Linked DNA regions of Homo sapiens: region 1 is linked to region 2. The links are chromatin contacts, found by Hi-C or POLR2A ChIA-PET in ENCODE. All regions are on one chromosome and are shown on one strand. Each heading gives the region's core, a stretch centred on a gene start or an enhancer-like site at or near the end of the contact. The rest is flanking DNA. Distances are from core to core; before and after follow the strand shown. Region 1 holds the start of SNAPIN (SNAP associated protein). Region 2 holds the start of LTAP1 (lipid transport auxiliary protein 1).

Evidence for each region. A loop is a pair of places that touch in the nucleus more often than their neighbours do. ChIA-PET counts read pairs that join two places held with the same protein, here RNA polymerase II (POLR2A). Pooled maps may share reads with other maps.
Region 1: a loop to region 2 is called in a map of naive thymus-derived CD4-positive, alpha-beta T cell, with 14 times the contacts of the local background. The contact joins the promoter of SNAPIN here to the promoter of LTAP1 in region 2. A Hi-C loop is called at or near these places in 1 of 168 maps with a recorded cell type or tissue (naive thymus-derived CD4-positive, alpha-beta T cell), 5 of 37 single-sample maps with no recorded cell type and 12 of 50 pooled maps. POLR2A ChIA-PET finds 5 or more read pairs at or near these places in 2 of 52 experiments (GM12878 and activated CD4-positive, alpha-beta T cell).

What each region holds. Positions count from the first base shown.
Region 1 is chr1:153,655,822-153,662,783 of GRCh38, reverse strand. SNAPIN (SNAP associated protein) reads right to left here and starts at 4,081. Exons shown (of 4, transcript NM_012437.6): 1 at 3,898-4,081; 2 at 3,600-3,646; 3 at 3,218-3,336; 4 at 932-1,584. The coding sequence starts at 4,040. The coding sequence ends at 1,483. ILF2 (interleukin enhancer binding factor 2) reads left to right here. Exons shown (of 14, transcript NM_004515.4): 13 at 1-79; 14 at 228-996. The coding sequence ends at 388. RefSeq lists an enhancer at 4,236-4,315.
Region 2 is chr1:154,215,933-154,222,268 of GRCh38, reverse strand. It overlaps LTAP1 (lipid transport auxiliary protein 1), which reads left to right and starts at 1,679. Exons shown (of 7, transcript NM_001098616.3): 1 at 1,679-1,927; 2 at 2,332-2,433. The coding sequence starts at 1,862. It overlaps UBAP2L (ubiquitin associated protein 2 like), which reads right to left and starts at 1,314. Exons shown (of 27, transcript NM_014847.4): 1 at 1,294-1,314. RefSeq lists silencers at 1,141-1,290, 2,151-2,220 and enhancers at 811-1,558, 1,541-1,980, 1,559-2,306.

The DNA of each region.
Region 1 (6,962 bases), core at 2,832-5,331, 560 kb after region 2:
TATACAGCTCAGACTCTCGTCCGAATCCTCTCACATGGTGGCTTTAGGAAGATCCTTGGCCAGGAGGGTGATGCCAGCTGTGAGTGACCACTGTGGGTCAGGGGTTTTGTATTGTAATCTGGTACAGAGAAGCTGTACACTACTTAAATGTCTTTAATATTTCCACAGTGTAAGTAATGACTTTTATGCTGGGCTACTCGTCTAAATCACCTTTTTCTCTTTCCTAGATCTTGCTTCTGAAATATCTACCTGGGATGGAGTGATAGTAACACCTTCAGAAAAGGCTTATGAGAAGCCACCAGAGAAGAAGGAAGGAGAGGAAGAAGAGGAGAATACAGAAGAACCACCTCAAGGAGAGGAAGAAGAAAGCATGGAAACTCAGGAGTGACATTCCCTTCACTCCTTTTCCTACCCAAGGGGGAAGACTGGAGCCTAAGCTGCCTGCTACTGGGCTTTACATGGTGACAGACATTTCCGTGGGATAGGGAAGATAGCAGGAAGAAAAGTAAACTCCATAGAAGTGTCATTCCACTGGGTTTTGATATTGGCTTAGCTGCCAGTCTCCCATTTGTGACCTATGCCATCCATCTATAATGGAGGATACCAACATTTCTTCCTAATATTCTATAATCTCCAACTCCTGAAAACCCCTCTCTCAACTAATACTTTGCTGTTGAAATGTTGTGAAATGTTAAGTGTCTGGAAATTTTTTTTTCTAAGAAAAACTATTAAAGTACTTCCTAGTAGGGCTCTTGGTCTTTCTGGTTGGTGTTTTTTGTTTGTTTGTTTTTTTGCATGTGGCAACCTTTTTTGCTTTTGGCTTTGTGTACTCTTTTGTTGAAAATGATAATTGAGTCATTTAATTATAAATACTCAGATCACAATTTGAAGCTGTCTTTGAATTAAAGGACAAACTCCTGGAACCTTTCCATATACCAGAGTAAACTAGAATATCATTTTAAGTATTTATTGAATAAAATGATTCTATCAACACTGCTACTGTATTCAAGCCAGTGCAATAAAAAAGTGGGTGGACAGAGGTCATTCACTTTGACTTTGCCTGCCCCCTCCAAATCCCCAGTGTAAACAGGAAAATGAGAAGTCACAGGTAGAGGACATGCTGTCCAGGCCCATGTAACCAGGCATGTAACATACAAAGGAAGCCCCTCTGGTTAACTAGTCCTGAAGAAGGTAAGCCTCACGTATGCAGCTTAAAAAAAAAAGTAGAGGCCTCAGCTCATTTGTGAAAGGAAGCAAGAGCCATAATTAATGTAAGTCCTTTGGGAACCTCATTCTGGCTGTGTGTAGGTTTCCTGGGGCCCCTACATAAATGGGTAAGACGAAGTGCTTCAAACAAACTGTACGGCTCCCTTTTTAATGTCTGAAGGTCTATGGGGACTGTCTCCTAGGATCTTTGCATGTCTGTTGAAACAAGGCAGCTGGGGAACAGTACTTGTGCTACTGAGTCCATAGGCTCATCTGTTATTTGCCTGGGGAGCCAGGGGGGTAAATTCCCGAATCCAGCATTGCTCTCCTGCGGGCTGTTTCCTTGGCAACACTGTGGTTTAGCCGTCTCAGTCGTTCCTACAAGACAAGGAAGGTTTGGAATCTTAACCACTGTGAAAGGCTTGAGAGTGTAAGTGAACTAGGTGCTGAAAAATACCGGGCGTGATCTACCTCAAAGTCAGTCTTCAAAAGTATATATAAGAATGTAGGCCGGGCATGGTGGCTCACACTTGTAATCCCAGCACTTTGGGAGGCTGAGGCGGGTGGATTACCTGAGGTCAGGAGTTCAAGACCAGCCTGACCAACATGGTAAAACCCGTCTCTACTAAAAAATACAAAAAAATTAGCTGGGCATGGTGGCGGGTGCTTGTAATCTGAGGCAGGAGAATCGCTTGAAACCGGGAGGTGGAGGTTGCAATGAAATGAGATCGTGCCACTGCACTCTAGCCTGGGTGACAGAGGGAGAACTCCATCTCAAAAAAAAAAAAAAATGTAGGCCAGGCATGGTGCTCATGCCTATCCCAGCACCATTTAGGAGGAAGTGGCAGGAAGATCACTTGAGCCCAGTTTGAGAACAGCCTGGGCACCATAGTGATAGCCTGTCTTTTTTTTTTTTTTTTTTTTTTCCCGAGACGGAGTTTCGCTCTTGTTGCCCAGGCTGAAGTGCAATGGTGCGATCTCAGCTCACCGCAACCTCCGTCCCCCGGGCTCAAGTGATTCTTCTGTCTCAGCCTCCCAAGTAGCTGGGATTACAGGCATGCGCTACCACGCCCAGCTAATTTTGTATTTTTAGTAGAGACGGGGTTTCTCTATGTTGGTCAGGCTGGTCTCCAACTCCCAACCTCAGGTGACCTGTCCACCTCGGCCTCCCAAACTGCTGGGATTACAGGCAAGAGCCACCGCGCCCAGCCGATCCTGTCTTTTTATTTAAAAAAAAAAAAAAAAAGGCCAGGCAGGCCGGGTGCAGTGGCTCACGCCTGTAATCCCAGCGTTTTGGGAGGCCCAGGCAGGTGGATCACTCGCATGCAGGAGTTTGGGACCAGCCTGGGTAACATGGTGAAACCCTGTCTCTAGAAAAAATACAAAAATTAGCTGGACATGGTGGTGCATGCCTGTAGTCCCAGCTACTTGGGAGGCTGAGGTGGATGGATCGCTTGAGCCTGGGAGGTAGAGGCTGCAGTGAGCCTTTATCATGCCACTGCACTCCATCCTGGGTGATAGACCTTGTATCATAAAAATAAATAGCCAGGTGTGGTGGTTCACTCCTGTAGTCTCAGCACTTCGGGTGGCCAAGGTGGGAAGCTCACTTGAGCCCAGGAGTTCCAGACCAGCCTGGGCAACATGGAGAAACCCTACTTCTACAAAAAAATACAAAAATTAGCTGGGCGTTGTGCACGCTTGTAGTCCTAGTTACTCGGGAGGCGGAGGCAGAATTGCTTGAGCCCAGGGGGCGGAGGTTGCAGCGAGCTGAGATTGAGCCACCGCACTCCAGCCTGGGTGACAGAGGGAGACTGTCACACACACACACACAAGAATGTAAATGGCAGCAACTGAATAGTGAGAATGAGACGAATTTTCCTAGGTATTTTTCAAGTACTGGGAGAAGTGAATTTCCCTTTCCCCAAAGAATTTTAAAATTACAGTGGCTTTCACTGTGTTGAGGACTTACAAAAAAGGGCAAAGAATCACTGTTGGTAAGATATTCTTTTACCTGAGCATTCTGTAGAATGTTGTTAACCAAGACAACGCGTCGCCGGGCATTAAGTAGCTTCTTAACATAGGGGTCAAGATCCAGGGCCACCTTCTGATCCTCATTTATGCGGCACAGTTCTGGGGATGGAAGTAAGGTGCAGCTAAGATCTAACGGCTTATCTCTTGTTCTGAGGGAAAGCAGGCTGGTAATGGGATGGAAAACACTTGCACCCAAACGGGCCACAGCCATTAGAGATTTAAGACATCCCTGAAAGGAGGAGTCCTTTGGCAGCCCTGATGCCCTGGAAGCAAGTGACAGAAACTCAGCCCAGGGGTTGGCAAAAACCTAAGGTCCTGAAAGTGGGCTGAAGAATTCCGGGTACACAGGGATGCTCACTCACCTGTGGCTAGGTTGTCAATTTGTTCCCGGAGCTCTACCTGGCTCTCTCTGCAAAGAGGTACAAGGCCTACAAGGTCAGGCAGTTACCGGAGCTCAGGAAACGAACTCCCCTACGTATTTACCAAGTACTGAGAGAAGCCGGCCTCCGCTGAACCCTCCACCTGCGGCCTTCCCGCCTGTCCTCCCCGCCTCGAATCAGTTTCCTAAATTTATGCCCACTCCCAGCCAGAACACTTTCTTGGCCCCGCCCCTACAAAGCCAGAGAGACAGGCCCCGCCCCCAACTTCCCTCCCGGGCACCTGACGGCGTGTACGTGAGAGTCGAGCTGCTGCACAGCGGGTCGCAGGAACTCCAGCAGCCCTTCGGCGAAAAGGTCGCGGCCTGTGGGCCCCGCCACCGGGGTCCCTGCCCCCGATACAGCGGCGGAACCAGCCCCCGCCATCACGAATTGTCCTGAAGCCCGAAACCTGCCGCGAGGGCCGCCGGGAACCGGAGCCGCGCCGCACTGCCCCGCCCCGTGAGGGGGCGCCCGGGAAATGCTGTCTCCACCAAGACACCGGGGTTTCTGGGAAATGGAGTCTAGCGCGAACCGGGCGGGGAGGAGGGCCAGGCCGTAGGAGTAGAGGCCTTGTGGCTGGTCTTGAAAATCTCCAAAGTTCAGGTTGTAGAAAGGAACCAGTTTTTGGAGTGGATACTTTTCGTTTTCTTTAAAGGTGAAAATAAACGCGAATACCTGCAGTTGTCCATAGCCTTCCCATGTTAACTTTATGAGATAGCCGGGCATGGTGGCGGGCACCCAGCTACTTGGGAGACTGAGGCAGGAGAACCGCTTGAACCCGGGAGGCGGAGATTGCAGTGAGCCGAGATCGCGCCACTGCACTCCAGTCTGGGCAACAGAGAGACTCCGCCTCAAAAAAAAAAAAAAAAAAAAAAAAAGCAACCCAAACCAAACAAAAACAAACCAAAAACAAAAACACTTTATGAGAAAGCCACATTATATTCATAGTATCGTTTTCTATTTCTAAAGAGTTTATTGTGGTTGGTTGTTTTTAAGACAAGGTCTCTCTCTGTCGCCTAGGCTGGAGTGCAGTGCCACCGTCTTGGCTCACTGTAGCCTTCACCTCCTGGGGTCAAGAGGTCCTCCTGCTTCAGTCTCCCAAGTAGCAGGGACCACAGGTGTTAGCCACCATGCCTGACTAATTTTTCATTTTCTGTAGAGAAGAGGTCTCACTATGTTTGTTGCCCAGACTGGTCTCGAACTCCTGGGCTCAGGTGATCCTCCCAACTCAGCCTCCTAAAGTGCTGGGATTACAGACGTGAGCCACCACGCCTGGTCTATTTCTAAAGAGTATATTTTTAATGGCATTAAATATGTAAAAAACTGCATGTATCCGAATTTCATTCCTTTTTAAGGCTGAATAATATAAACATGCAGGCAGGGCATGGTGGCTCACTCCTGTAATCCCAGCACTTTGGGAGGCTGAGGCGGGAGGATCACCTGAGCCCAGGAGTTCGAGATCAGTCTGGGCAACAAACCTAGTGAGACTCTGTCTCTACAGGAAATAAAAAATTAGCCAGGCGGCCAGGCGCAGTGGCTCACGCCTGTAATCCCAGCACTTTGGGAGGCCGAGGCGGGTGGATCACGAGGTCAGGACATCGAGACCACGGTGAAACCCCATCTCTACTAAAAATACAAACAATTAGCCGGGCGCAGTGGCGGACTCCTGTAGTCCCAGCTACTCGGGAGGCTGAGGCAGGAGAATGGCGTGAACCCGGGAGGCAGAGCTTGCAGTGAGCCCTGATCGCGCCACTGCACTCCAGCCTGGGCGACAGAGCGAGACTCCATCTCAAAAAAAAAAAAAAAAAAAAAAATTAGCCAGGCATGGTGGCTCACAGCTGTGGTCCCCGCTACTTGGGAGGCTGAAGTAGGAGGACCTTGAGCCTAGGAAGTTGAGGCTACAGTGAGCCAAGATCGTGGCACTGCATGCACTTCAGCCTGGGTGACAGGGTGAGACCCTGTCTCAAAAAATAAAAATTAAAAAAAATTTTTTTTTGAGACCGAGTCTTGCTCTGTCACCCAGGCTGGAGTGCAGTGGTGCAATCTCGCTCACTGCAAGCTCCGCCTCCCGGGTTCATGCCATTCTCCTGCTTCAGCCTCCCGAGTAGCTGGGACTACAGGCGCCCACCACCACGCCCGGCTAATTTTTTGTATTTTTAGTAGAGATGGGGTTTCACCACGTTAGCCGGGATGGTCTCGATCTCCTGACCTCGTGATCCACCCGCCTCGGCCTTCCAAAGTGCTAGGATTACAGGCATGAGCCACCGCGCCCGGCCATAAAAATAAATTTTAAAGTTTCCTTAGTTCACTTATTTTTCCTTTCATTTTTAGAGACAAGGTCTCACTCTGTTGCTGAGGCTGGAGTGCAGTGATGTTATCATAGCTCACTGTAACCTCAAACTTCTGGGCTCGAGCCATCCTCCTGCCTCAGCCTCCTAAGTAACTGGGACTACAGTCACCTGCCCCCATGCCTGGCTAATTTTTTAAATTTTTTTGGTACAGGCAGGGTCTCCCTATGTTGCCCAGGCTGTTCTCGAACTCCTGGCCTCAAGACACCCTTCCATGGTTTTCTTTTTCCCTGAGAATTATGAAGACAATGATTCCTTCCTTAGTTTAGTTCGGTTTGGTTTTTCATGGCTTTCCAGATAATTTACATCTGTCTCCTAGGCTCTAATGTGTTCCCGTGGCTCCCAATTCCCTAGGCCATGGGGAAGGATGTATGAGCAGAAATGCTCCTGGAGGACAGGCAAAGGCATCCATAGTGATAAATGGGCACCAGAACGTTCAGCTTTGAGCTTCATCTTCAGTAATAAAGGAAGATAAGGCATTTGAATCACTGTGAGATTTGGTGGTCAGCAGCTCTAAACCTAAGACCCCAACTGTGATAACTTTTTTTTTATTATTATTTTTTGTAGAGACGAGGCCTCCCTATGTTGCCCAGGCTGGTCTTGAACTCCTGCATCAAGCAGTCCTCCCACCTCGGCCTCCCAAAGTGCTGGGATTACAGGCGTGAGCCACCAAGCCCAGCCCCAACTGTGATAACTTTTAAAACCTTATACACTTACACTGGGTGGGGTGGCTCATGCCTGTAATCCCACCACTTTGGGAGGCTGAGGCGGGAGGATTGCTTGAAGCCAGGAGTTCAAGACCGGCCTGTGCAACATAGGGAGACTCCCATCTCTACAAAAAAATTAATAAAAAAAATAACTGGGCATGGTGGCACACACCTGTAGTTCCTGCTACTCGAGAGGCTGAGGTGGGAGGATCACTTGAGCCTGGGAGGTAGAGGTTGCAGTGAGCTGTGAT
Region 2 (6,336 bases), core at 430-2,929:
TCTCTAGAAACGCTGGTTACTAGTAATGTCCATCACCTCCCAGCAAGTCACATCAGGTATCCCCAAAACAGGATATGCGGCGGAGGAAGGTAGGATGGGAGAGAAGACAAAAAAAAAGGATTTCTCCATTTAATAATCAGGGAGAGTCAAAGGCAAAAACGTTAACAATAATAACAAAAACGCCTGTTACTGTGGTGTTTTTCTTTCCACAACATCCTACACCAGAGGTGGCTACATTTCAAGAATGGTGGAAAAGGAGCAGTCTCCAGTTTGTGACATCAGTTTGCAAAGCAATTTAAGGGCTGTCCACAAGGTTAAGGGTTTGAAGAAACTGGGCATTCCTGTACCATTATGAGAAGAGTGAACAAATACCCCAGTGCTCTAGTGACGTCCCTTAAGCGTAAATACACCCTATGGGGGCCTCCATGTCCAGCTTCCCAAATAACACAATTGTTTGGGGTACCCAAACTACAGTATAAACAGGAAGCTAAAGACAGCAGCAAAAACATATTCCAAGAACTGGGTTGGTGAGAAAGAAGGGAGGGTAATAAGAGGAGCTGACAAAGAGCCTGGAAACGGAGAGGGGACGCAAGCCCACGGGTGGAGGATGGGAGGCTCACCCCCCTCAGCGCCACATCGAGAGCCCACGGGGCCAATCTCCTCCCTACCTCCCAGCCGGAACAAATTAATCCTTCGCACACCAAACTGAGGGCCACATGGGGGAGTTTGGGGGAGCTCCACCCCATCGCCCTCCCTCCCCCACGCCACCCCCAAACCAGGCCGGATCCGGATCAGAGGAGGCCCGCAGTGGGTGGAAAGGGAGGAGGCCCTCTCCTCCGCAGGCACCGGCCGGGGTGAAGAGAGAGCCCTACCTCAGGCAAGGCCCAGGCCTCGCTCGCTCGCGCTCTTTCTCGCTCTCCCCTCTCAGGCTCTAGCCGCATGGCCCCCCCTTCCTACGGCTGCTCCAAGCCCCGCCCCGGCCACGCTCCCAAATCGAGGCCCCGGCTCTGGCGCGGCCCACTAGGCCGCGAACCCAACCATAAACAAAACCTCCGGGGGCCGACTCGAGGTGGGGGGCGCCAGGGCTCGCATGACTCGGGGGGGGGTGTACAGTGGGGGAACACACGGTGTGGGGGGGCCTACCGAGGGAGGGGATACGGCGGGGGCAGGGGAGAAAAGAGGGAGGGTAAAAGGGGGATCGCGGATTTAAAGGGGCCGCGGACAATACCCGGCCCCGCCGCGCTGCCGCTGCCGCCGCCGCCGCCGCCAACGCCGCTGCGCTCCCAACTTTACCTCAGTCTCCTCCACACTGACACCCCGGGCCGCGCCGCCCCTGTCACGTGATATAAGATTCCCTCTTCCCCACCCCCTCCCTCCTTTTCCCTCTCGCGCTCGCTCTCGCGCCTTCCCCCGCCCACTTGCCTTCCTGCGTCCCTCAGCGCGTGACGCTAAAAGGGGCGCGCACGCAAGCGTGCGCGTGCCGCCTCGCCACGAGACACCTCTTTCCGGCTCCGCGAGTCCACCCCGCCTCCTTCACGGCGGCCCTGCCTCCACCACGTGACGCACGGATGGCCGCCGCTTCCTCTTACTGTCGTAGTTCCGCGTCTGAGCGCTCGACGCTCCTGGGTGCCATTGCCTGCCTGAGTCACGTGTCAGGGGGAAGCTGGAAGGCGTCGTTCTCCTTTCCCAGCTCTCCTGCCTGTCCGCCATGTTTTCAGGCCGGGTCTGGCTTGGTCTTCCCCCGTAAGGAAATGGCCGGGGAGCTCCAGGGGACCCAGGCGCCGTCGCTTCGGCGGAGCCTGGGCTGACCAGCCAGGACAGCGGGGTAAACCCGAACAATTCTGCGCGAGGTAGGGAGGCCATGGCGTCCGGCAGTAACTGGCTCTCCGGGGTGAATGTCGTGCTGGTGATGGCCTACGGGAGCCTGGTGAGGAGATTACCCCACCCCATTCCTGCTGTCGCATCTTACCCAGTAGAGACCCTCCTTTTGAGCTGTACCCCGTCTGCATTCTCCACCCACTCACCTGCGCCTATCCGGGCTTTGACTCCTTATTCCAGGAGTAGGTGGGAGTTTAAGTCACTTAGTCGGGCCGACCCGCCCTCGTTAGTCTAGAACCCTCCCTTTAACGCTAGAGCACAGACCCCACGCCTCCCTGCTGCTGGCTTCTTAGATCCACCCCCATCATAACGGCCTTGCTTTGCCCCAAGTTTTACCCTGAAACATTCCTGAGAGCCGGAATCTGGGGATTTGGAATGAAGGCATGCTTTTTTAAAAAAAAAACAAAACAAAACTGACTTTTTATTAAAGGATTTTTACATCTTTTTGGACAGGTGTTTGTACTGCTATTTATTTTTGTGAAGAGGCAAATCATGCGCTTTGCAATGAAATCTCGAAGGGGACCTCATGTCCCTGTGGGACACAATGCCCCCAAGGTAGGTCCTTAGGGCACAAGTTAAACATACTTCTCCAGATCTTTTAGGGTCAAGAATGAGATTTCCTCTGCCTTTAGTGATGACTTTAATTCTCATGTTTCTTTGCGTGCACTTGTCCTTGTACTTACTAAGTTGAGCAGGCACTGTGCGCTTTGGAACTTGGCTTACCTGCTCAGTGCTGTGGCAAGCATGTGGCTCATCCTGGAACTTCTGTTTTTGTATCTGCAGAATGAAGGGCTTGGGTCGAAGTTCCCAACTGTTTGTAGTAAAATATTTCCCAGCTCATCTTAAACTACCCAGTGTTTTTTGTTTGATTAGGATGGGGTTGAGATCATTAAGGTTAACCCAAGAGCAATGAGAAGGGTTACCTTTACATAATTTTAGACTTAAGAGGAGCTCCATAAATCATCTAATTCCACCATTCATGTTACCAAGAAGCCCAAGAAAAGGAGGCAGTTTACCAGAAGACGTATAGGAAGTGAATAACCCAGTGGTCTTTTATCTTTGTCTGTACTTTCTCCTTAGGTGACTGTCTTCCTTTCCTTGGCTTTAGCTACAGATGAAATTTTATCTCTATCCTAGAACTCTTTCCTGAGTTCCTTACATATATTGCCAACTGATTACCTGACATTTCCACTTAGATTTGTAGTAGACATCTCAAACCCAACATTTGTGAATCAGAATTATTGCTATCCCACTGCCACTCTCATTCTGCTTCTTTAGTCTTTCGCTTCTAAGTAAAAGACACCTGCTTCCCTTACCAACCCCCTTTTGTGTGGCTCTCCCCAGATCACTGGGACCCAGCTCCACTGGCTGAATTTTCCACCCTTTTTGCTCCTGTGATCTGGAATGGTCTTCAATTGGCTAGCTCATTCATTCTTTTGATCTTAGCTTAAATGTTACTTCCAAAAAAGGAATGCTTATTACCTATTTTAAAGTAGGTTCCCCCTCTCTTTATTTTCACATGGTACCCTGATTTTTCCTTCATAGCATTTACCATAATTTTTATGTTTGTCCATTTGTTTAAAACATGCCTCTCTCTTCCGCTAGACCGTAAGCTTCAAGAATGCAGGCACCATGCCAGTTTTGTTCACGACTATAAAGCCAGGACCTACACATAGTAGGTACTCAGTAATTTCTTGTTGAATGAAAAACAGGTTAGTGCCAGGGCCTACACATAGCAGGTACTCTGTAATTTGTTGCTGAATGAAAAACAGGTTAGTTGTAGAGCTAGAGCTCATGACTCCCTCAACTCCTAGAGCACTGTACTTTCATTAACAAGTGCTATTAACCTTCCCCTCTTTGTTCTTTGCTGACATAGTACATGAAAAGGCTCTAGGAGGATGTCCTGGCTTGAAACCTTAACAGTCCTGCCTGCCTCATGAGAAAGACATAGGGTTAGTTTCTAGCACATCATGAACCAATCAATACTTTGGCTATTCAGGGGTCCCTTGGTCTAGTTCAGAGCAATATTCCTTTTGCTTAAAAATTTTTTCTAAATTCTCAACCATTGCTAGTGAAAGTATAAATTAGTAAAACCACTTTGGAAAATAACTGGTCATTGTCTGGTAAGATTGCACATGTACCTAATCCATGGTCCAACAGTTTCTCTCCTACCATAGAGAAATTAAGTTTTGCTCATGTGTACCAAGAAACATGTGCAAGATTATTTATAGGGGCATTGTTCATAATATTTGAAGAAGAAACTTAATTCAAATGTCCACTTTTCAATTATTATATAGGCTGAGTGCAGTGGCTCATACCTGTAGTCCTAGCACTTTGGGAGGCTGAGGCCAGAAGATCATGTGAGCCCAGGAGTTACAGACTGCAGTGAGCTATGATTGCACTGATGCACTCCAGCATGGGCAAGAGCAAGACCTTGTTTCTAAAAAATAGGTAGTGGTATATTCATATTCTGGAATAGTGTAAAAAATGAAAAACTGAAGATAAATATATGAAGACAAGTCCTCAAAATACTTCTGAATGAAAAAAATTGCAAACATGAATCTCAAAAACATGCTGAGTGGGCCGGGCATGGTAGCTCATGCCGGTAATCCCAGCACTTAGGGAGGCCGAGTTGGGCAGATAACACTTGAGGTCAGGAGTTCGAGACCAGACCAGCCAACATGGTGAAACCCAATCTCTACTAAAAATACAAGAAAAAAATCCTAACTACTCGGGACGCTGAGGTAGGAGAATCCCTTGAACCCAGGTGGCAGAGGTTGTAGTAAGCTGAGATCAAACCACTGCACTCCAGCCTGGGTGACAGAGCGAGACTCTGTCTCACCAAAAACAAAAAAACCATGCTGAGTGAAGAAAGCCAAAATGCCGTTCACAAGAGAATATGTACCATGTGCTTCCACCCCATTTATATGAAATTCTAGAACAGGCAGAACTGTAAAAGAGTACATCATGTTGCCTGGGCTGGGAGAGGGGAGATTTCCAGGTGATGAAAATATTCTTTACTTTGATTGACGTGGTGGTGAAGGGGGTATGTTCATTTGTCAAACTCATCAATTTATATACATAAAATGAATGCATTTATTGTATGTAAATTCAACCTCAATAAAGTATATTTGAAAAATTTTGCTGGGTGCGGTGGCTAACGCCTGTAATCCCAGCACTTTGGGAGGCTGAGGCAGGTGGATCACCTGAGGTCAGGAGTTCAAGACCAGCCTGGCCAACACGGTGAAACCCCGACTGTACTAAAAATGCAAAAAAATTAGCTGGGCGTGGCGGTGTGTGCCTGTAATCCCAGCTACTCAGGAGGCTGAGGCAGGAGAATCACTTGAGCCCCGGCGGAGGTTGCAGTGAGCAGAGATCACACCATTGCACTCCAGCCTGGGTGACAGAGTGAGTCTCTGTATCAAAAAAAAAAAAAATTTAAGGCCAGGCGAGGTGGTTTACACCTGTAATCCTAGCACTTTGGGAGGCCGAGGCAGGCTGATCACGTCAGCTCAGGAGTTCGAGACCAGCGTAGGCAATATGGGGAAACCCTGTCTCTATAAAAAGTTTAAAAATGGGCCAGGCGCGGTGGTTCACGCCTGTAATCCCAGCACTTTGGGAGGCCCACATGAGAAGATCACAAGGTCAGGAGTTTGAGACCAGCCTGGCGAGCATGGTGAGACCCCATCTCTACGAAAAATACAAAAAATTAGCTGGGCATGGTGGCATGCGCCTGTAGTCCCAGCTACTTGGGAGGCTGAGGCAGGAGGGCAAGGAGAATTGCTTGAACCCAGCAGGCAGAGGTTGCAATGAGCCAAGATCATGCCACTGTACTCCAGTCTGGGTGACAGAGCAAGACTCCATCTCAAAAAAAAAAAATGTTTAATAATTAGCCATGCATGGTGGTGTGTGCCTGTAACCCCAGCTACTCAGGAGGCTAAGGCAGGAGGATCATCTGAGCTCAGGAGGTGGAGGTTATAGTGAGCTGAGATTGTGCCATTGCACTCCAGCCTGGGTGACAGAGTGTGACCCTGTCTCAAAAAAAAAAAATTTTTTTTTTAAACAAGTTGCAGAGGGATTCTTAAAGTATTTTTCCATTTGTATCAAGTTGAAAACCAGGCAAAGCTAAGCATCTTTTTTAGGGTGACACGATAAAACAGTGAAGAAGTGTATGAGGACTATTGACAAGTTAAGGTTTGGGGTGCGGAGCATTCAATGAGGGATGGGCACACAAGACTTGAAAGTTAGTGGTAGGGCCGGGCGCGGTGGCTCACGCCTGTAATCCCAGCACTTTGGGAGGCCGAGGCGGGTGGATCATGAGGTCAGCAGATCGAGACCAACCTGGCTAACAAGGTGAAACCCCGTCTCTACTAAAAATACAAAAAATTAGCCAGGCGTGGTGGCGGGCGCCTGTAGTCCCAGCTACTCGGGAGGCTGAGGCAGGAGAATGGCGTGAAC